Regions from separate parts of the Homo sapiens genome. Here all the other regions are linked to region 2. A link is a loop called in an ENCODE intact Hi-C map of the cell type or tissue named here. Cell type or tissue: MCF 10A. All regions are shown on one strand.

Region 1 (8,000 bases), 280 kb after region 2:
CGGGCAAAGTTTTCCCCAAGTTTCTAACTATCCAAATGAAGCCAAGTAGATTTCAAAAACCACTGTAGAGAGCCCTACTTGGGGGTTAGAGTTAAATATAGAATTCATAATTCATCCAATAAATTAAACTGAGCACCTATTGTGTAACAGGCTCTGTGCTGGAAATTAGGTATACATTATAGTATTAGTTCCTACTGCTGCTATAATAAATTACCACAAATTTAGTAATTCAAAGCAACACAGTTTATTATCCTACAGTTCTAGAGGTCAGAAGTCCAAAATGGGTCTTGGAGGGCTAAAATCAAGGTGTCAGCAGGGCTTACTTCCTTCTGGAAGCCCTAGGGCAGAAGCCATTTCCTTGCCTTTTCCAGCTCTCGGAGACCACCGGCATTTCCTGACCTCTGCTTCTGATGTCACATCTCTTCCTCTGTCTCTCCTGCCTCCCTCTGCCACCTATAAAGACCTCTGTGATTACAATGGCTATACCCAGATAATTCAGGATAATCTCCCCATCTCGAGACCCTTGACTTAATCACCTTATATGGCAGAAGGGACTTTCCAGATGTAACAGTCTCAGGTTCCAAGGATTAGGACATGAACATCTTTGGGGGTCCCTCAGTCTGCCCAGTGCAACTGGTGAGCCCCATAAATAAGGAAGGAGCCACCACTGATGGGCTGGCTGAAGAAGCCAGGGATTCAGAAAGGAAGAAATTCTGGGAACAAAGGGTGGTAGATTCTTCACAACTCAGGATAAATCATACCTTCTGGGTCTTCCATTTCCCTCTCTGCTAAGGGGGATTTTGTAGTGGTAGTTGGAGCTCATGCTTGTAGCAGGGCTGAGAACCTCCTTTTGCTCTTGTCCTACCAGGAAGGAATAGTTACTAATCTGACTGCAGACTAGATCTTGCTTACTGATGGGCAGGGTCACTGTGCACCAAGATATTCATAAGGCCTTACAGGTTGTTCCTTATGTCTACACCATCTTCAGAAACATCATGGGGGGAAGTAATTGGGCCAAGGCAAAATCGGTATTCCAATATCCTTCTCTAACCTCGCCTCAATATGCAAACTCCCCAAGCCCAAACAGTGTGCTTTGCTCCTAAATGACTCTGAAGAATGAAGAATGCCTATTACAGTACCTGGCACGAAACAGACATTTAATGTATGAGTAAATGAGCAGAAAATATTCTCCCTTTGTGCTCTTTTCTTTGGTAAACTCATCCCTTCCCACAGGTCTCATTACCATTTTCTTTTCTTTTTTTTTTTTTTTTCCTGAGACAGAGTCTGGCTCTGTCACCCAGGCTGGAGTGCAGTGGCATGACCTCAGCTCACTGCAACCTCTGCCTCCTGGGTTTGAGCGATTCTCCTGCCTCAGCGTCCCTAGTAGCTGGGATTACAGGTACCCGCCACCACACCCAGCTAATTTTTGTATTTTAATAGAGACAGGGTTTCACCATGTTGGCCAGGCTGGTCTCAAACTCCTGACCTCAGGTGATCCACCCGCCTCGGGGTCTTGGTAAGAATCCCAAAGTGTTGGGATTACAGGCGTGAGCCACTGCGCCCAGCCGCCCACTACCATTTCTAGCCTGCTTCACTCCCTCCTGGACATGGCTGGTTCTTCACTCTCTCCCCAGCTCCAGATCCAGTTTCCATCCCAGGTTCCTCCAGAACCTCAACATGCCCGAAACAGAATTCATCAGTATATGTCTCCAAAAATTCCTGCCCGTTCCCGTAACCAGTACCCTAAGATAGAACAGTTCCAAAGCCTGGCTGAGTTTTAACTCTGTTCTTACCGACCTGCCACTATCTGTCCAGCCACCTGGCCCACTCAGCCCCTGTGCCTGCAGGCTCCTTACACCAGGGCCCCTGTGCCTGCAGGTTCCTTATGCTGATCTGGGAACCACAGCTGCTGTCCTTCCCTTCCCTCTGCCCTGCTGGCTCCCAGCCCACCTTCTCTTCCCCCTGTGCCACCCAGCCACACATCCTTGGCTCTGTCCCAGCCTCTGTCCTCTCTAGAAGTGGGGTTAACACACATTCTCCCAAGTTTCCAGGCTTCACTTTCTCCACAGGGCCCTAACCCAGTTCACTGCTTTGGTTCTCATCATGAACATCTGGTCTCAGGTAATAATTTCCCGCCACAGCCTTGGCCACACAGAACCCAGTCCCTGGCAGTGAGTGATGTCCCAGCTTCTGCCCATCCCCAGTCTCCACCCCGACACCCAGGCCCAGGCAGGGGGGTGGTCAGACACTCCTGTTCCACCTCCATGGACAAGCAAGCCAGACTACTTCAGGGTTTTCCACAAGACACCCTCACTATTTGGTCTGAAGAATAAACTTTTTATCGGAGGAATTCAAGCCCCCTTTAATTATCAAGCCCAGAGAGGCACTGAAATGTGACTGTAGGACGGGCACAGTGCCTCACGCCTATAATTACGGCACTTTGGGATGCCGAAGCAAGCGGATCACTTGAGGCCAGGAGTTCAAGACCAGCCTGGCCAACATGGTAAAACCCTGTCTCTACTAAAAATACAGACGTGAGCTGGGTGTGGCGGCGGGTGCCTGTAACCCCACTCAGGAGGCTGAAGCAGGAGAATCGCTTGGACCCAGGAGGTGGAGGTTGCAGCGAGCCGAGACTGCACCACTGCGCCCTGGCTTGCATGACAGAGCAAGACTCTGTCTCAAAAAAATAAAAATAAAAAAGTGACGGGGCCATGTGTGTGACAGCAGTCATGTCTCATTCCTCTCTTGAGCTAAATCATTTCCTCTTGAGGCCACATGCTATATGGGCTCTAGGCTAACTGACACCAGATTGTCATAAAATGTCACACACTGGACACCAGCACTCATACTCTATAGTTCACCAGTGTAGGGCCAATCACTAACAAATATTATTTCTGTCAACCGGTGAGAACTCCTGTCAAACAACTTTGTATTGGCTCAGCCTTGTCCCCTTTTGCCTTTAAAAACCTGCTTGTAATAGACTGGACATGGTGGCTCATGCCTGTAATCCCAGTAATTTAGGATGCCGAAGCAGGAGGGTTGCTTGAGTCCAGGAATTGGAGACCAGCTTGGGTAACAGAGCAAGACCCTGTCTCTACAAAAAATACAAAAATTAGCTGGGCGTGGAGGCACACCTCTGTAGTCCCAGCTACTCGGGAGGTTAAGGTAGGAGGATTGCTAAAGCCCAGGAGGTCAAGGCTGCAGTGAGCCACGACTGTGCCACTGCACTCCAGCCTGGAAGACAGAGTGAGACACCGTCTCAAAACAAAAACAAAAACAAACAAACAACATGCTTGTAACAAAGGCCAAAGGGAGCACTCCCCAAGGCAACTTGGAATTGTGTCCCGGGCAGCTGTCCTCAACCTTGGCTCAGATAAACTGTCTGTATTAACGTTGCCTCAGTTCTTTCTTTAGGTTGGCAGAACTAATCCCTCTGTCTTTCTCTTCATCTGTCAAAATGCTGTTAGGCCCATATAAGTGCCACCTCTCTGTGATGTCTCCAATCAAACGTGACCTTGAATTGAACCTCCACTGAAAACCTCTGCTGTCTTACGTTAGAGTTACTATCTTAGACCGTGAGATCGAGGACTGGGCCTTTATCTAACTCTTTATAACACATATAATTATGTGCTTGCTGTGACTGATCAATGGGTGCTCAATAAATATGAATATAATTAAATACAACTGGATTCCCTAAAGGGCTACCCAGCACAATGCCCAAAATAGCCTGCATACTGCCAAGGGGAAGAGATGATCTGATCTATAAATTAAACATGGGCCATGCTTCTCCACTGCATCTCCCCACTGCTTCCTGCCCTTTGGCCATTTGGTCCTTATTAATTCCCTTGGAGCGAGATGGCCAGAGAAAGAAAATGTACTGCAACATAAATTCCTCCATGTTATGGGGTGGGGAATGGCAGTAGGGAGTGGTGGAAATGACTGGAGCTTGGATGTGCTTTTCTTTAGGTTTCTAGGCTCCAACAGATGTGAATATCCGCTGGCCACAATGAGTGCTGCACCTGCTGCCATAGCACAGCCTTCCGGGCTGAGCCTGCTCCACATGTTACCCTGAATTGGAACAGGGCCTAAACCTCACCACCCACCATATTTTGGAAATAAGCACATCAGGAGCACAGAGGGAGTGTCACCACGTGATGGGGAGCTGCGTGGCCCTGCCTTCAGAGGGCTGGAAACGCTCGGCACCGCTGGCTCAGCATCTTCCACAGCACGCTCTGTAACACGCGTGCAATCCAGTACAACGCTGAACAGAGGCGCAGGAGAAAGGAGGCCAAGCCAGGTCTCTCTCGCGCTTCTCTGGGGATTGCCCTTCAAGAGGTGAGTGTACCGCCTCTTGGGGGCTGAGTCTCCTCTGCAGCACCAAGTAATGGCCAGACACCAAACAGGGCAAGACCCAAGAAAGTAACATAGGAGAGAGGGGGCAGAGCAGGGCAGTGGGGAGGTGGTGGGAGGAGAGAGAGAGAACTGATCAAACACGGTAGGGAGAGGCATAAGGTAAGCATACAGTTTTTCCTTGGTAGAGACCTGACTCCCTCTTGTGTATTTCTGCATCTGTAAAACTGAAATAAAAGATGCCCAGCACTCAAAGAGAAGGCCAGCAGAGATTCACACTGTTCGCCACTCCCAGTGGTGAGGCAGCCTCTATTGCCTTCCATAACCATCCTCACCCAGGGTGTGAAATGCTTCCACAGTCCTTAGTTGGCCACACAGAGATCTCAGCCACTACCTGCATGGGGTCTGTTAGCAGTACAGAAGCCACTGTCCTTCTCCAGTGCCCCCAGCTCAGTGGAGGTGCATGCACTTGGCTGCTTACGCTTAAGCAAGTTTCCAGCACTGGCATTTGCCTGAGCCTCTCTGGGTATCTCAGAAGACCTTTGAACTTGGAGGCGTCTTCAGCACCACCAGTGTGCAAAACCTCAGCCCTCTAGTGGCAACGGTTGAGCATTACAGCTTGGTGGAAGAAAAAAATTGTTTGGCATACAGCAGTCAGGTATCTGTGGGATAAAGGACAGTCATCTGCTTGCGGCAGCCAGGAGAAATTTAAGAATGGATGAAAACAAAGCTAAAGGTATAAGGGTCATAGGGATGCTTTTTTGCTCCCTTGATTTGTAGAATTTGTTTAATTCAACAAATACATCCTGCTGCATGCCAGGCATAATATTAGAGCCAGACATCGCCTCAGACATCACCTGGTCCAACCCCACACTCCCCGATATCCTGTAGTCTAGCTCCATAGCTGCCACCTTGGATGGGGAATCATCCACTAGAGATCTACAAAAAATACAAAAATTAGCTGGGCGTGGAGGCACACCCCTGTAGTCCCAGCTACTCGGAAGGTTAAGGTAGGAGGATTGCTAAAGCCCAGGAGGTCAAGGCTGCAGTGAGCCATGACTGTGCCACTGCACTCCAGCCTGGAAGACAGAGTGAGACACTGTCTCAAAACAAAAACAAAAACAAACAACATGCTTGTAACAAAGGCCGAAGGGAGCACTCCCCAAGGCATTCAACACATTCAGTCACCAAGCATGCGTTGAATGTGCAGGCCCTGCTGAGGTGCTGGAGCAAGGGCTATGGACAAGCCCCACTCGGTCCCTGACTTCATGAAGCTTTCAGTCTAAGAGGTCCCCAAGGTCACTTGGCCTCTACTACAATTCTAATACCCCACTAGATCCACCAGGGTTGCTGCCAACCCCCAACTTCCAGTCTCAGAAACGCCAGGATGGCCTCAACTGGTCTGAGCCACAGCAGTGAGACAGCCAGGTAGGAAGGGGTCCCCAGAGAAACTCCAGCCAACCTGCGAACTGGGAGGAATGCACCATGGGGTGGAGCCTCAGAAGTTCCTGTCATTTGCAGCAGGAAGGAGTCCGGCCCCTCCTCTTCCTGGGTAGAACCTGGGATTTCATCCATGAGGCGGGAAGCCTATACTAGAAGGACTCTCGTTCTGCTGAGTCCCTGTTCCCCACTTTTTTTCCTTTTTGCCCAATAAATCCCATTATTCTCACCCTTCAAACTGTCTCTGAGTGTAATTTTCTGTGGCTGTGTGACGAGGATCCCATCTTTAGCTGAACTAAGGAAAAGTCCCACAACAGAAGGGAGGCTGCCCGGCCTCCATGAAGGCAGGCTCTCTCCTCACACACCAGACCCACCACGTCAGGCCTTGCCTTCATGACCCACTCACTGTCCCACCAGGGTCTCTCCAGACAAGCCGACTGGGCTGCGGGGCCAAAGCAGGCCAGTGTGGTTACACTAACACCTCGCTGCATTTTCCCTAGTTTCCTTAAATCTAGATGAGCCTCATGTAGATGTGACTGGAACCGATGTCCAAAAGATGCTGCAAATAAAATGCACTGTAGACACAGAAACCACCGTACTGGAGTGTAATTTCTCATTCTACATTTGTTTTCTCTAGTCGACTACCACCTCCTTCAGAGCAGGCCTCGTTTTATTTCTCCCCCTATTCCCAGGGCCCAGGATCCTCGGCAGGTATTTGATAGTTGTGAAATAAGCAGGTGCATTTGAGGACAGGAATACAAAGTGAATACCAAAGTGCATACACTCCAAACACACGCCTCGACCATCAACAAGGCCACAGAAGGGCCGCAGATGTGTCCACACTGCCAGATCTTAGCTGGTTGACACAGGCAGAAATGGAGGACCCTTTAGGAATCTCGGAGGAGAACCACACCTTGGCCTGCATGTTCAGATACAATGCACTCTCCTTTAGAGCTCTCTCCGGAGAGTTTACAGCTCAGAGCACCAACAGTTCACAGTGTCCCAACTGTTCCCCCTGCCTAGCTCTCTCGCATCTTACTTCATAAGACCATGCTTTCGATGCAGAGATGCAAGACCCAGATATGTGTGGGTTTTCTTTCATAACAGCCTCTCTGATATATGTGCAGTTCTAAGACAATGAGAAATCAGAAACGCAAAGCATTCTCTTAAATAAAATAAAATAAAATCTCTACCTACAGAGCACAGAGAGCTTGAGTCACCCAGAATATACAGCAGAAAGGTAGAGGAGCACAGTGGTAAGGAGCCATGCTCTGGGGTGAGACTGCCTGGAATCAGTCCGGGCTCAGCCATTTACTCCCTGTGCCTCCGCTTCCTAATCTGAAAAACAGACACCATCATAGCTACAGCCAGGTACAGCGGCTCACACCGACAATCCCAGCACTTTGAGAGGCCAAGGCAGGTGGATTGTTAGAGGCCAGGAGTTCGAGAACAGCCTGGGTAACATAGGGAGATTCCTGTCTTTACGAAAAATAAAAAATTAGCTAGATATGGTGGCATATGCCTGTAGTCCCAGCTTTCAGGAGGCTGAGGCAGAAGAATCACTTGAGCCCAGGGCTTTGAGGCTGCAGTGAGCCATAATCGCACCACTGTACTCCAGCCTGGGAGACAGAGCAAGACCCTACCCTCAAGGAAAAAAAACAGTATCTGCATAATAGAACACTGGGAAAATTAAATGAGTTGTTACAGTAAGAACAGTGCCTGATACAGCAAATATTCAATCAATATCAGCTGTTACTATGGTGGTACCCATCCTTCACATCCTTGAACAAAATAGCAAATAAGTAAAATACCATGTAACAAATCTTGTTATGTCCAAACGGAGCATAACCAGCCCTCCCAAACCAGAATCCTAAGGGCAGGAATTACAGTCTGAATTTTGGAGATGTTTTCTGGTGATTCACATGCACATGCTGAAGTGTGCAAACTTCTGTTCAAGGAATACCCTGAATGCATGAGGAACAAACCAATGGTTTTCACTAGTTTTACAAATACAACTTGAGTTTCCAAGGTGGGGGCCTGGGAGCACCAGGAAAATTTTTGACATGGTTGCAAGCCATTATCCCGATCCTAGATCCTATGACACAGATGCTAAGGAATCAGAACATGACAAAGAAAAAAGGAAGTGTGTTGTGGGTAGAGGCCGCATCCTCTGAGAGTTGGCCGATCTTCCTTTGAGAAGTGCACCAGTG
Region 2 (8,000 bases):
ACTGGTGTGAGATGGTATCTCATTGTGGTTTGGCTAACTGGGGACAGTGTTGCAGTGAAGACTGGAATTGTTGAACCTCTCAAACACTCATCTTCATTATACTCAGGAGATTAGTTTATTTTCTACCCAATGCTTCAGTGTTAATGGGGCTTTTTCCTTTCTTTCTTTCTTTTTTTTTTTTTTTTTTTTGAGATGGAGTCGTGCTCTGTCACCCAGGCTGGAGTGCAGTGGCGCGATCTCAGCTCACTGCAAGCTCCACCTCCCGGGTTCAAGCTATTCTCCTGCCTCAGCCTCCCGAGTAGCTGGGACTACAGGCGCCCGCCACCACGCCCGGCTAATTTTTGTATTTTTAACAGAGACAGGGTTTCACCGTGTTAGCCAGGACGGTCTCAATCTGCTGACCTTGTGATCCGCCTGCCTCGGCCTCCCAAAGTGCTGGGATTACAGGCATGAGCCACCACACCCGGCAATGGGGCTTTTTTCTATGAACCTTTGTGTAGCTCTTTTATAGTCATAAATATCACTGAAAAATATTACTCTTTTTTCTACTTCAAGAAAACTACCAGATATTTTAATTCTATAATACAAAGTGAACTTCTGAGAATTTGTTCATGCATTTTCTTTTTTTTGACAAGCTTATTAGGCCACTGGATTCCTTGAATAAGTATAAAGGGACTTAAATTTTATAAAGCAATTTGATATATGAGCAAATTCAAATAGCACTTTCAAGTATGAACTGCATAAATGGATAAAGAGTATAACATTGATATGGTATTATTTGGATTTTTAGCAAGACATTTGGTAAAGATTCTCATGATATCCTTATGGATAAAAAAGTGATATTGTGCTTAGGAATTTTTTAATTCATGGTAAAAGGTTTCTAATGCTATATTGCTAGGCTCTCCTTGGCCTAATTCCTTTCAAAGTTTTTATTAAAGAGTTCGATATTGACATCATGGCATGCTGGTTTAGGTGCATACAATATGAAACTGGGATGGGTAAATAAATGAGCCAGGATCAAAGAGAATCTTTATAAACTGAAACAATGCACCAAGTCTAACATGGTCCAGTTTCATAGGGGTATGTGTAGAATATAGTTGGGTCCAAAAAACTAACTTTGCAAAAACATATGGGGGTAGATGTGGTTTAACAATAGTAATCATGAACAAAATCTTAAGGGTTTTAGTTGATTGTGAATTTCTTGAGTTCACAGTATGATTTGGCTGGAGGTAAAGTTCATCAATTATCCTGAGGAAGTGGGAATAGACATATTCTTTGATGCTCCAGGGTATACAACCAGAGCCCATGCATGAAAACTATAAGAGGGCAGATTGACATTAAATATCAGGGAAAAAATGTCTGATTAGTCAAGCTGTCTAAGTATGGATCCCACACCTTGAAAAGTAGCGAAACCTCTGCCAGTGGGAGGACTTGTTTGAAGCAGAATCGGGGGACTTGTCTAAGTTGTGTAAGCAGAGGCCTGACAATCATTTGAAGAGAATGTTGAAGGGGAAGTTGATACATTGGATGAGATACATTCAATGAGTTATAAGATCCCTTCTGACAAGTATTAATAGATGGAATACTGTGGAGCTAATGAACCACGCCCACAGCAGATACTCCACCACCTCCTCTACCACTGAGCTAGTGTGTATACTTTGGAAACCACCAACAGTTTGGAGTTGACACTCTAGAAACCAGTTAGCATTCTCTGTGGCTATTGTAATACATTTGTTCTTTTTTTTTTTTTTTTTTTTGAGATGGAGTTTCACTCTTGTCACCTGGGCTGGAATGCAATGGCGTGATCTCAGCTCACTGCAACCTCCGCCTCTGAGGTTCAAGCAATTCTCCTGCCTCACCCTCTCGAGTAGCTGGGATTACAGGTGCCCGCCACCACGCCCAGCTGATTTTTGTATTTTTAGTAGAGACGGAGTTACTGGTTTCGAATTTCTGACTTCAGGTGATCCGCCTGCCTCGGCCTCCCAAAGTGCTGGGATTATAGGCGTGAGCCATGGCGCCTGGCCACAAATTTGTTCTTAAAACAAGAAAATGTTATGCTCGCAGTTCTGTAAACCAGAAGTCTAAAACTAGTTCCACTAAGCTGAAATCAGACACCTGCAGGGCTGCACTGCCTGCAGAGGCTCCAAGGGAGAATCTATTCCTTGCCTCATCCTGCTTTTGGTGGCTGCTGGCATTCTTTGGCTTGTGGCTGTTTCACTCCAGTCCCTGCATCTGTGGTCACATTACCTTATCCTCCCCTATATGCCAGATCTCTTCCGCTTCTCTCTTATAAGGAAGTGTGATTACGTTTAGGGCTTACCCAGATAATCCAGGATAATCCCCTAATTCAAGAGCCTTAACTCAATCACACCTACAAAGCTCCCACCCACCCCCCCCACCTTATTTATTTATTTATTTTTTGTCATGTAACGTAACAGTCACAGGTTTCAGGGATTATGTATATCTTCTGGGGTGCTGATTATTCTGTCTATCACAAAGCCCATACGCTTTTCCTAGGAAAAAATAAAGTAAAAAATATATGGAATGAAAATGTAAAATAGAGGTTGGGTCTGTAGTAGATTATAGGTGGTGGTTCACGCCTATGTAATGCCAGCACTTTGGGAGGCTGAGGTGGGTGGATAGCTTGAGGCCAGGAGTTTGAGGCCAGCTTGGCCAACATGGTGAAACCCAGTCTCTACTAAAAATACAAAAATTATCTGAGAGTGGTGGTGGGCGCCTGTAATCCCAGCTATGCAGGAGGCTGAGGCAGGAGAATCCTTTGCACCTGGGAGGTGGAGGTTGCAGTAAGCCAGGATGGTGCGGCTGCACTCCAGCCTGGGTGACTGAGCGAGACTCTGTCTCCAAAAAAAAAGAAAAGAAAATGTAAAATAGTATAGCTGTACAGTATAACATAGAACATGGACTTTGTAGTTATGGTAACCTGAATTTGAATTCCAGCATGGTATCACGTTAAAGGTAAATGAGAAAAGGTGGCAGCTGCTACATGGCAAGCACTTATTAAATGGTAGCTATTATTATTATTTATACTTTGAAAAATTCATGATTTAACAGAAGTTGTTATCGGAAAGGGGTCCCGATCCAGACTCCAAGAGAGGGTTCTTGGGTTTCGTGCAAGAAAGAATTCAGGGCGAGTTCACAGTGCAAAGCAAAAGCAAGTTTATTAAGAAAATAAGGGAATGAAAGAATAGCTACTCCATAGACAGAGCAGCCCCAAAGGCTGCTGGTTGCCCATTTTTATGGTTGTTTATTGATTATATGCTAAACAAAGGATGGATTATTCAAACCTCCCCTTTTTTTAGACCATACAGAGTAACTTCCTGACATTTCCATGACATTTGTAAACAGTCATGGAGCTGGTGGGAGTGTAGCAGGGAGGACGACCAGAGGTCACGCTTGTCGCCATCTTGTTTTTGATGGGTTTTGGCTGGCTTCTTTACTGCAAGCTGTTTTGTCAGCAAGGTCTTTGTGACCTGTATCTTGTGCTGACCTCCTGTCTCATTCTGTGACCTAGAATGCCTAACCGTCTGGGAATGCAGCCCAGTAAGTCTTAGCCTTATTTTACCCAACCCCTATTTAAGTTGGAGTTGCTCTGGTTAAAACTCCTCTGACAAAATGGCATGGGAGGCTGAGGCAGGAGGATCACTTGAGCCCAGGAGTTCAAGGCCAGCCTGAGCAACATAGTGAGTGAGACTTCATCTCTAAAAGAAAAGAAAAAAAGGCATGCTAATGTTCTCTAATATCCTTTTTCTCACCTTCTCAAAAAAATCTTTGAAATGATACATAAAATGGCAAACAGTGGCTGCAACTCTGGAAACCAGAGTCTATTGGGATAGTCTATTAATAGTGGAATGTATGGCAGTTGGCTGAGATATATGTTCCTGAACTCTGCTACCCATCTTCTAAAACAGAAGAGCAAATATAATGCTGCAAAGAAGGTAGGTAAAAGTTTGGTCTTTAGAATGGCCTGACTAGAAAATTGTACAGTTATGTCTTCACTGCACCAGAATAATTTAATGCTTCAGGCAGACTGATGACCTCTTTCCCTGTCCCCACATACCCAGTCAGAGACTGCAACTCCTGTGATGCCACAGAACCAACAGCATCCAGCAGAGGAAAGGGTGCATTACATCTTATGAGGCATTCTATCTTGGAAGCACTGTGGGCAGGGCCAAAAAACAGGCCCTGGGAGCTGGGCATGTGAAGGAGTTGTATCTTTGACTTACATTTGTACAAAGAAAAACTGCAAACTACATGAGCCTCTGATAATCAGGAAAATCAGCTAGAAGGGTAGGGTATAGGCTCATCAGATCAGTGCCTATAAGGGTGACTAAGGATTGTTTACATCAACCTTAAGGCTCATTCTAGATATGAGAGAGAGAATCTACTAGCTCTCAAATTAGTACCGAGAAGAACTAAAGGCACTCAGTATACCTGGCCTCTTGGCCCACACCAAGCTGGATAGATGTCTCTATATTCAAAGATTATTAAGCAAAGAAAAGAATGCAATAATAATAGCAAAATGTTATCTCTAGCAATGTGATATTTACCATGTGCCAGGCACAATTTTAAGTTCTGTGTCAGTTATCAATATAGGATTGCTCAGCTTTGAATACACATTTCAGTTTATAGCTCTGTGATAATGAAATTCCCGAGCTATTTAAAGTGAATGCAGTGTTATGTTTTTTCCAGTAGATGGTAGTAGAGGAACATTGTCAAAGGAAGAGGAGCTCCTGCCCTTTCCAGCATAACCTGGAGTTAGCAGTATAGGTGTGAGGCCATTTTGGCAGAGCCTGCTCCAGGTACAGACCTCGAACTGGTCTCTCTGTGACCTTGAAGACTTGGCCTGGCAATAGCCTTTCTGCAGCCCTCGGGACACAGACACCACAGACCCACACAGCCCATGTACTCTGAAGGGCTCCTATCCCTGAAGATGACCCGACTCTCACTGCAGACCCACACCCCTGGCTGCTGGGTGCAAGCCTGCAGTCCAGAGGGTGGCCTGTTGCTTGCCCAGCAGTCCCAGGTCAGCTCCAGGCTGGCCAAGCCAACAAAATTCTCTGCTATCCAGTGGGCTGAATCACATCTTCTCCAACAAGGTCTGAGCCCCTTCCAAGTTTGTTTTTTCCTGCCACCCTCAACCGTAGGGTACCATGTAGTTTCCTTATATTCTATAGTTACCCTTTTGTTGATACATTTATACATCAACCTTTCCCAGTTTAGCCTACTCTCTGGTTTCTGTATCCTGACTGGACCCAGACTACTGCAAATACTTCACATGTATTAATTCATTTACTTACCATACCAATTGTATGAGGTGAGTACCATTACTGACATCATTTTTCTAATGAAGAGGTTGTGTGCGGTTAGGTAACTCATACAACCTTGTCTTTGTTTCGAAAATTTTTTAATCTAAAGACTCAGAAGAAAAACACCCTCTAAACAAATATTTTTTGTAAGATATAGAAGAAAATTTTAGAAAACATCTGTTTGGTTTTCCCAAGGAACCAAGAAAATACAGCCTTCCTATAGGAACAGAGACATAAGAAGAGAATAGACTTGGATGCAGGCAGAATTTTAAAAAGAAGCTAGCAAAATAAAATTTAAGAGAAACCAAAAATGTTGTGGAAGAATTTGAATCGTACTAAAGGCAGTACAGAGGAAAATTATTACTGCAGGAAAGCGAATAAGTGATGTGGCAGTTTAACCCCAACAGTTCTCCCAGAATACAGAGGAAAAAGAGGTGAAAAGAATGAGAGACCATAAGAGAGAAGCAGGTCAAAGAAGTGAAGGCATACCTACCAAAGTTATCTCTTCTTAGAGAAATAACTAGAATAATGGGGTCAAAAGTCCTCAGGCGGGAGGCTATTAAGAGGAAAGTAAAGCCCACATGGGGAAATTATTATCACTTATGGGGAAATTTTTAGAAGTTTCTGTGTGACCTCCCGCAAACTCCCATGGCATTTTCTTTGCACTGTGTCACTCACCCTGTTCTGCCTTGAATTTTGCTGAAAGTGTAAGACTAGCACTGAAAAGAACATATTTCAGATCCCAGTCTTTTCACTTACTGTGTGACATTAACAAGTCAACTGCTAGGCCTTGGTTTTCTATCTACCTTATAATATCTACCTAAAGTAGTTTATCTATCTTGAAAGGTTGTCTGGTGACACAAATGAAGATATATGGAAATCTCTAGACAATAGTTTCTGAACCTGAATCTTTATGTCTCTATGTGAGTCTCAATATTTAAGGACAAAAAAGCAGATGTATTTCCTTTGTGTCCCCTGCAGTACCTAGCAACTGTAGGCACTGTATAAATATTTATCAAGCATGTTTAATTTAAGATAAAAGTTAGCAAAGTAGTCTAAACCTATCCCACTATCACAAAAGGAACAATGGGTTTCATAAAGACCAGAAAAATATAGATCAATAGAATTAATTGTGTTTGTAAACAGATATAAATTCATTTATTATTGCTATTTGTTTTGGGGTTTTTTTGTTTTTGTTTTTGTTTTTTTGAGATGCTGTCTCGCTCTGTTACCCAGGCTGGAGTGTAGTGGCACGATCTCAGCTCACTGAAACCTCTGCCTCCCGGGTTCAAGCAGTTCTCCTGCCTCAGCCTCCCAAGTAGCTGGGATTACAGGCATGCGCCAACACACCTGGCTAATTTTGTATTTTTAGTAGAGGCAGGGTTTCTCTGTGTTGGTCAGGCTGGTCTTAAACGCCCGACTTCAGGTGATCCGCCCACTTCGGCCTCCCAAAGTGCAGGGGATTACGGGTGTGAACCACCACGCCCAGCTATTTGTTTTAATTTCAGTGTTTACAAAAGGCAATGAGCATTGAGCTATTTTAGTATAGATGTAAATTTTGATAATTTTCTCCATCCTTTGTTACAACTGAAACATTTTAGTTCAATACACTGTAATTTACAGCTAAATAGTACAAAATGGTGATTTGTAACATTTTGTTTTCACAAAGAAAAAATGATTTAAAATGACAGAAGAAAATTATAGCAATTAACATAGCCATCCAAAGGAATATTTTCTAAGCATATAAGATGACTACTATCATCAATAGAACTACGCAATAACTTGGATTCACAAATATGTCAACCTTCATTAAGAACCTTAAATTCCTAAATGTAAATCAAGTTACAAAAATCATTATCCATCTGGAGAGAAACCTAATGATTTCCCTATGCCAGCTGTGGAAATAACAGGTTTGAGCCATGTTAAAAATCAATGTTACCCAAATAAAGAGTTTTCTCAGATTCCTCTCTGGTAACATGCTGTTAATGTTGGTAACAGAGGCCACTGTCAGAGCATTTGCCCAAGTCCAGAATACTTCCCAAAGATAGTAGGATATAGGATATCTCTACACAGGTAGGGGCTAATTCAAGCCACTATGCAGAGATAGCCTCTATCCTACTATCCTTGAGAATTGAAAGAGAGAATACCTGTGTGGAGGTATCCTATTATCTGGTGAATTTGAGGCAGGAGAATAGGGTGTGGAGGCAAGGAACCTAAGGCCAGTTCATGCTGACTTCCTAGAACTAAATCAAAAGGAAAACCCCAATTTTCCACACCTAAGTAACAAAAGGACCAGAGGCTACTCCCTTTGCAACACTTTCTACATGGCAGATGGAAAATTGAAAGTACCTCTGATTGGTTGCAGAAAGCAACCAAGCAGATGTTTGCATAGGAGTGTAACTTTGTAACTTCACTTTGGCCTCTGATTGTGGGCCACTGCTTCATTTGCACCGGGTGTACATCAAGTGGCCAATGGTGGATTTGGACCCCAGAAGACTGTGTAACCAGGGCCTTTGAGCCACTGCTCGGGCCACTCCCACCCTGTGAAATGTACTTTCATTTTCAATAAATCTCTGCTTTCGTTGCTTCATTCTTTCCTTGCTTTATTGTGCGTTTTGTCCAATTCTTTGTTCGAAATGCCAAGAACCTGGATAACTTGCGGTCAAGACCCTT
Region 3 (8,000 bases), 230 kb after region 2:
ATTTGTCTATCTAAATGCAAGTGGAGATACAGCATGACGGGAGGATACAAACCCAGCTTTTATGTCAGAGAGTTAGGAAGGACAAGGGTGGGGCAGCTTATTAATATTTTCTTCATATCAACTTTGCATCATTTTACTAGTGAAAATATGAACATATTATTTTTATAACTGAAACAATTAATAACGAAAAATGAAATAGCATGCTCCAAGGAAAGACTGCCTGGATTTAAACCCCAGCTTTGCATGTACTAGCTTATGTTACTTAACTTCTCTGTCCCTCAATTTCCTCCTCAGTGTAAAGGGGACCATAACGATGTCTACATCCCAGGGCTGTCGCGAGTGAGATCATCCAACCAAGCACTTTGTACAACGTCTGGCATATTATACCACATATAATACCTTAATAAATGTTGTTATAGAAAAAAACACTTAAGCCTCTGTTGCGAGCTGAATGTTCATCTCCCCATAAAATTCACATGTTGAAACGCTACCCCCTAATGTGATGGTGTTAGGAAGTGGGGTCTCTGGGAGTTGATTAGGATTAGATGACAACATGAGGGTGGAGCCCTCGTGAATGGGATTAGTGTCCTGATAAAGGGTGCAGAGAGAGCTTGCCCCTCCACCATGTAAGGCTGCAGCAAGAAGACAGCTGTCTATGAACCAGGAAGTGGCCCTCTACAGATGCTGAATTGTCTGGCACCTTAATCTTGGACTTCCCAGCCTCCAGAGCTGTGAGAGATACATTTGTGTTGTTAAGCCACTGAGTCTAGGGTATTTTGTTATAGCAGCACAAAGATAGCCACTGAGAACCAATCTTCCATGTCTAGCTAACCTCGCCTCCTCCAGCAAAAAAAAAAAAAAAGAACCCGAGCCCCCCTTCCACTCTCTGCATAGCAGTGTGACACCCCCTAGTGGCCTCTCCAGAAGCTTATGCATGCCATGGCTTCCGGGCAGCCAGCATAGCACCATGGGTGGTCAGGGCCCTTCATCACTTCCTTCAGCCCCAGCATGGGTCAATGCTGTCCTGCTCTCAAGTGACAACTTCTGGGCAGTGAAGTGCCTGGGATCTCCTGGGAAGGGACATCCCATAAACAAAAATAATTACAATAATTACATGACTTTGGCCCTACTCAGCAAGTGGCACCTCTGCAGAAGTTCACATGGCAGATGTGGATTTTGTCCTGACTCTGTGCCTGCTGGGGAAACAGGCACTGGAGCTAATTAGAATGACGAATGACCCATGCCCTGTCCAACATGTGTTGAGCCAACCATCTAGGTCCAGGGGACAGGCTCTGCACTCTGCTCCCTGCAAGAGGTGTGGTAGCATGGAGAGGCAGGACCCAGTCCCTTCTGTTTGGGCCCTTTCTCCAGGAGAATGATGGGAGAAAGTATTCACAGACTTTACTGAGGATAACTTTGCTTTTGATCTTGATAAACACAATAAAACCCAATGAAAGAGGATCCAAGTCTTGCCCTTTCTTTCTCTAAAGCACATCTGGGATAATGAGAAAGTGCTAGGAAAATTAAAACCCAGAAACTCACTATTCACTCTATTTGCCATTCACCAAAGAACAGAATTCAAGGGCAGGTAAATCATTTCTCCTAGCCAATGGGATGTTGTTTCCATGAAAACTCTTCTCTAGTGCAGAGATCCTGTTGCAGACTGAAACATGTCCTCCCAAATTTTATACGTGGAAGCCCTAACTCCCAGTACCTCAGAATGGGACAGTAAGTATTTGGAGACAGAGTCTTCAAAGAAGCAATTAGGTTAAATGTGGTCATTAGGGTGGGCCCTATTATTGCCAAGACCCTATTAACCTCACTAGGGAGGGTACCAGATTCAAGAGTCTGAAGAAGAGACCCAGAGCTAGCAAACAAGACGTGGGGTTTTATTAGTGGCCTCCATACAGGGGAGAGAGTCCAGTGGTGGCAAGCTGGACAGGAGAACTACCTTATATACAGAAATGGTCCAGCGGTGATGGGCTGGACAAAATATCCGCCTTCCTACAGTGCAGTGGCAGTGGGCTGGACAACACATCCACCTTCCTACAGTCCAGTAGGCGGTGGGCCAGACAAGATAACCGCAGGGCCCAGTGGAAGCAGGGCAGGCAAGAAAACCACAACCTCCTGCAAACATCATGCAGCTTATAAGACATTTTCATTTAACACTCTCCCCTAATGACCCCCACATGGCAACCTTCATTCAACCCAAAGCTCAGGGCCTCAATCCCCTGTGCAGTGCATGTCCCTGACAAGTGGGACAGGTAGGGGGTGAGGGGCTCAGATTTTTATCATAGATAAGGTATGAATCTCTGGGTTGGCCACACACAGGTTCCCCAGCTTGGAACACACATTCAGATGCATCTGCCATATAGGGCCATTCTAAAGGTATGCTTAAATTATTGCTGTCAGATGGATTTACCCTATAGACCCTAACCTGGTATGACTAGTGTCCTTAAAGAAGAGGAAATTAGGACACGGACACACAGAGGAATGATCACGTGGAGACAGTGAGAAGGTGGCCATACACAAGCCAAGCAGAGAACCCTCAGAAGGAACCAACCCTGCCGACACGTTGATCTAGTACTTCTAGCCTCCAGACCTGTGAGAAGAAGAATGCCTGTGGCTAAAGCCACCCAGCTGCTGTGTTATGGCACCCCTGGCTGACATTCAGCTGCCGAAGGGCCAGGAGAAGGGGGTACAGTGTCCTCTGAAGGTTCTTTCTCTCAAGACATCAGTTTCAACAGTCTCTTGAGGTTGAAACAATGCCTTTGGTCAAAACTTCTTAGCCCATTTTTGACTTGGAGGGTGAGAATCAGTGGAGAAGAGATGGTAGTCAGACTAGAGAAGAGAACAGGGCCCATCCGCATGAGGCTAATGGTGGATCCTGGGAATGGTTATGCCCGGGAATGTCCAGGGATGGTGCCAAGCTTGCTCTGAAAAACTCAAAGATGTGGAAGTATTCTGGGAAAAGTAGGGAAACGTGTCTTCAATCCCTAGAGCATGGAACATAAGGACTATCAGAAAGGGCAGGGATTTGGGTGTGAATCCAGACCCTGCACTTACTAAGTGACCTCTCAGCTCCCCATCTCCACATCACAGCAGTGTGGTAAGAACAAGTGAAACACTTGTAAAGCATGTAGCACATGTAAAGCATGTAGCAGTCACCATGGAGTTTGTTCCACTCATTCATTCATTCATTCATTCCATCAGCAAAGCATTACTGGCTATGTGCTGCGCTGGCTGCAGGCAGAGTTCCGCAAGTGAACCAGATTCACAATTAGTGCCCTTACTCATCTTCTAGTCTGCTAAGGAAAGCACGCTTTTTACAAATTATTATACCTTCTGAATTCCACCTATACCTACCTTCCTTTTAAAGCCCAGAATATGTGTGCTTGAAATACATTATCAATAACTCAGAATGACCCAGCATTGGCAATTGGTATCACCACTGTCAAAAAATGTGAAGTACCCAATGGCATGTATTAAAGTCTAGCTCATGCAGAGACTTCTACAGTTTCTCTCAGAAGACATATAGTTTGTCATTTATCAGTACACCCTGCCTAAGTGGTTCCTTTATTTGGTTCCCACCAGGACACCAGTGGCACTGGTGCTACCTTATGCTGGTGCGCTGAGTGGTAACAGCAGTGATGTCACCACTAAAAGGCCACAATAGCAGAGCTGTTCTTGCTGCGTGTTCCCCGCCTACCTCCTTGTGCTATAATCGGTGATCATTGTCCTCCAGAATCTCATCATTGCTTTGACCATTTGGCTGATACAGAAAGGAAACAGGATGGCTTTTCTGTCCCTTTATAATAATGGCACTTTGCATTTGTATAGCACATTTAACTTATTCAGTGCATTTTCTTGTCTACTGCTGGGTCTTATCCTAATGAAACAAAACTCCATGAGTTGTGTAATTGTCTGTGCCACACAGACAGCTCAGAAATCAGAGCCAGTGAAACTCAGTTCTGGAGGAGGACCAATGCCCCAAATTGCTTAAGGAATAACAAGTCCCATAGAAGTTACAAATGGAGCCAGCATGATAACTCGGCAATGCAGCTTTTCCGTGGGGAGAAGATATGTCTGGAGCATGCGAATTAATTCAGCACAAGCTGGGAGCTCAGAGGAATTCTCTCTTATTGTCCCCACCTAGGTACAGGCTGGCATGGTTTTACCTTTAGAGAGGGGCAGTAGGAGTTGGAAAGAGTGAGAGGCAGAGACTGGATAATGCAACCAAGAATAAGAGGTTATTAGGATTTGTAAGATTGGCCCATTTTGTGGCCCAGAAACAGGACCCAGAAATGTTTCTTGCTTCTTCAGCAATTTGGAAAAGGGCAAGAATGAGTGCCTGGAAGGGTGAGCATTCTGGGGGTTGAAAAACAGAATCTTTACTTCTCATCACATTCTGGAAAATGAAGCATCTGGAAGCAGAGTTCCCACCATGAAAAGCACGTGGCTCGTGGATGACTTGCAATGAGTCATCCCACTGGGCTGACCATCTCCCTGGAATTTAGGAAGTAACTCCTTCAGTCCACTTGGGCACCTGTTGGCAAATTATTGCTTTTACTCTGCTACCATTTTGAAAATTACGGCTCTCTAAATCATACCCTGGAGAACGGAGAGAGTGAAAATGCCTCCCCACCTGCACTATTCTCCCACTCAGTGATCCTCAGCTTGGCTACACATTAGAATCATCTGGAGAGCTGTTAAAAAAACAAGTGCCAAGCTGCACTTCAGAAATTCCGGGGGGCGGGACAAAGGCAGCAGGATTTTTTAACCTCCGCAAGCAATTTCGGCGTACAGCCAAGGTTGCAAACTAGCGCTCTAACTAGGTCCACTACAATGCTCCCCCACTGGGCACTGAGGGTGCTCTGATGTGACAAGCACGTCACACCTGTCATGGCCTTTCTCTGGTCTTCTCCACATGCCTTTATCCCATGCTCAGCAGTGGGAATTCCTGCTCACGCATTATGAAAATCATAGCCCATGGTATTTGTGGTTGCCAGTCTCGTGTTGACTAAACTTTGCAGCTAGCTAACATGCATCTGACACCATGCTAAGCAATGTAGCAGTTGCAGAAACCAGAAGGACGGTATCCTTGTCTTCAAGAATACAACTGTGTAAAATACATGTCCAGGCAACTATCATATAAGGTGCTAGGTGATCAGCGCTTTGAGGGACTCTCAGGCAGGAATGCAGAGAAAAAGCAAGATTTCTTTTAGCTGTACTGAGCATGTCTTCACAACTGACACACCACATACACACACACACACACACACACACAAATTTATCCCCTTCAGCACATAACAACCAACTATGTACATGGTAGGTGCTAAATGAATTCCAGTTGAAAGAATGAATAAATTCAGATTGGTACCTATTGGGCTGTTCCATCAAAGCCAACAGCCAGCACTTCCCAGCTCCCCACAACCCATACAATGCCCAGCCTCCTCCAGGTCCCACTTAATATCATTCAACCTGTGACACCTCGTCTTGCTCCTCTCCCACCTCACATTCCTGCCCTTAGTTTTCCAGAGTGCACATCAGTGGCTGTGTGCCCTGCACAGGCTGCGCTGCTGACCGACTTCCTCCATGAGACAGAGATCTGCAGCCGTCCTCCTAAGTCCTCACTCCCATTTCTCTGGAATAAAGTCCCTGATGTTGAGCTGAGCACACAGCCCCACAGAATCAAGACTAGATTCTGCCATTTGCCTAAGATCTGGCCAAACAGTTAAAGAGAAGTGGTGTGTGTGACTTCTGGGTCACTTCCTTCAAAGAAATGGCCCTTTTCCTCTTGCCTCCTCCATCCTGCTACTTGAAAGGAGGTCATGATGTGATGTCCTCATGGTCCACATGGACAAGGAAATTCCCTGAAAATGACAGAGCTCCAAAGATGGGAGGAGCCTGGGTCTCTAGACAGCTTTGTGAGGCCGAGTCCCACCCACCCCATTCCAGCCTGGACAGGCCTCCCAAGGCAGAGTGAGCCCCATCATGTTTCAGTCACGGTTATAGTGGGTCTCTGTTACTCACAGACCCAAACCCATATCCCAATACGCTTTCCTGCCTCTCACACATCCTACGATCCCAGAGTTCCTTGTTACATTAATGAGAGGAGAAGGATATTATGAAAACCCAAATTGTTTCTGTCAGAACAATCAATGATTTGGTGACTTCTCATAGCAAAACTCCCAAGAGTCCCTAAATCTTTATTGCTGAGAAGGTCAGGCTGTGACAATCTGCTCTGCCTCTGCCGATGAATGCAGTAAGGGGACCAGCCTAGTTTCATCTGGTCCAGACTACAGGGGAGCCTGAGCGATCATCATTCTTTTCACAGGCCCTGCAGAGATTGGCCCCTAGGGCAGTGGTAAGAAGCTCTGTAAAGTTATGGAAAATAACGGACTCCTATGAATGTGAGGAATTAGAAGCAGCAAGGGTTGAGGACTGTGAACATGGACTCTGGGACCAGACCTATGAGCTGGGTGACCTTGAACAAGGTACTGACCATCTGGTGAGCAGATAATTTCACCCAACTCACAGGGTTGCTGTGAAGGTTCGGTTCACAGCAGTTCCAGGCCTCTCTGTAAACCTGCTGAACCTGAACTTACCAGAATTGAGGGGACTGCATTAGTTAGGGCTCTCCAGTAAAACAGAACCAACAGGGGTGTGTGTGTGTGTGTGTGTGTGTGTGTGTGTGTGTGTTTAGAAAGAGAGAGATTTTAAGGAACAGGCTCATGCAACTGTAGAGATTTGGTAAGTTCAAAATCTGCAGAGTGGGCTGGCAGGCCAGAGACCCACGGAAGAGTCAAGTTGTGGTTGAAGTCTGAAAGCCGACTGCTGGCCAAATCCACTCTTGCTCAGGAGAGCTCAGTCTTTCTGCTCCAGTAAGGCCTTCAACTGATTGAGTGAGGCCCACCCACAGAAGAAAAGATAATGTGCTTTACTCAAAGTCCAATTTATTTTTTAAATTTTATTTCAATAGTTTTTGGGGAGCAGGTGGTGTTTGGTTACATGGATAAGTTCTTTAGTGGTGATTTCTGAGATTTTGGTGCACCCATCACCTGAGCAGTGTACACTGTACCCAACGTGTAGTCTTTTATCCCTCACCCCCTCCCACCTTTCCCCCAAAATCCCCAAAGCCCGTTATATCATTTTTATGCCTTTGCATTCTCATAGCTTAGCTCCCACTTATAAGTGAGAATATATGATATTTGGATTTCCATTCCTGAGTTTCTTCACTTAGAATAATGGCCTCCAGTTCCATCCAAGTTGCCGCAAAGGCCTTTATTTCATTATTTCATTCCATTTCATGGCTAAGTAGTATTCCATGGTGTATACATGCCACATTTTCTTTCCACTCGTTGGCTGATGGGCATTTAGGTTGGTTCCATAATTTTGCAATTACAAATTATACTACTATAAACATGTGTGTGCATGTGTCTTTTTCATATAATGAAAGTCTGATTTAAATGTTAACCTCATCCAAAAAATACACCCTCACAGAAACAACCAGAACAATGTTTGATCACATATCTAGGCACCGTGACCTAGCCAAGGTGACAGATAAAATTAACTATCCTGGGTGGATAGGAATCTACCTTGCGGAGTCGTATGTTTAATCATCAATCCAGATTCAACGTGAGGAACAGCCAGGTTTAGGGACCCTCTCAATGACACAACCTAAAGTCCCTGACAGTTTTAGGGTTTCTTCTCCTGCTGCCATGAGGGCTGCTGGACTTCTTTACTTTTTGAAACTGGTTGTGACGGCCCCACATTCATCTCAAAACCAACTTTCTGTTGTGTCTCAGGTGAGGAAGGTGTTCTCTCCACACACAGCCAGGACATAGCAACTTGTGGAAATGCTCCCAAGTCCAGGGCTCAGCTCATCCTGGGCTGTCTGCAAAGGAGCTGGCAGCTGGCAACATCTGTCTGCTGTCAACTTCTCTGGGTGGAAGCTCTTGTCCCTCTCCTCTCCTCCTCCACAGATCCAGTTCTCCAGA

Evidence for each region. Hi-C counts contacts between places; a loop is a spot of excess contacts. Peaks named below come from ENCODE experiments on the same cell type or tissue, not always from the same donor. Only the 100,000 strongest peaks of a DNase experiment are listed, where the experiment ranks them.
Region 1: a loop joins it to region 2, with 11 times the contacts of the local background. A loop is called at or near these places in 39 of 110 quality-filtered maps.
Region 3: a loop joins it to region 2, with 2.6 times the contacts of the local background. A loop is called at or near these places in 4 of 110 quality-filtered maps.

What each region holds. Positions count from the first base shown.
Region 1 is chr1:224,641,685-224,649,684 of GRCh38, reverse strand. The region is part of intron 1 of CNIH3 (cornichon family AMPA receptor auxiliary protein 3); the gene reads right to left. Among named protein-coding and RNA genes, the nearest start is that of CNIH3, 29 kb to the right of the region's middle. In MCF 10A, CTCF peaks have their summits at 4,941 (motif pointing left) and 7,218; a DNase peak (open chromatin) is centred at 4,924.
Region 2 is chr1:224,919,454-224,927,453 of GRCh38, reverse strand. All of the region lies in intron 1 of LOC105373109 (a long non-coding RNA gene), which reads left to right. It overlaps LOC124904524 (a long non-coding RNA gene), which reads left to right and starts at 3,218. Exons shown (of 2, transcript XR_007066899.1): 1 at 3,218-3,956; 2 at 4,711-7,917. In MCF 10A, a CTCF peak has its summit at 4,720 (motif pointing right); a DNase peak (open chromatin) is centred at 4,743.
Region 3 is chr1:224,694,060-224,702,059 of GRCh38, reverse strand. All of the region lies in intron 3 of CNIH3 (cornichon family AMPA receptor auxiliary protein 3), which reads right to left. Among named protein-coding and RNA genes, the nearest start is that of CNIH3-AS1, 33 kb to the left of the region's middle. RefSeq lists an enhancer at 3,424-3,925. In MCF 10A, CTCF peaks have their summits at 705 and 910 (motif pointing left); DNase peaks (open chromatin) are centred at 919 and 4,479.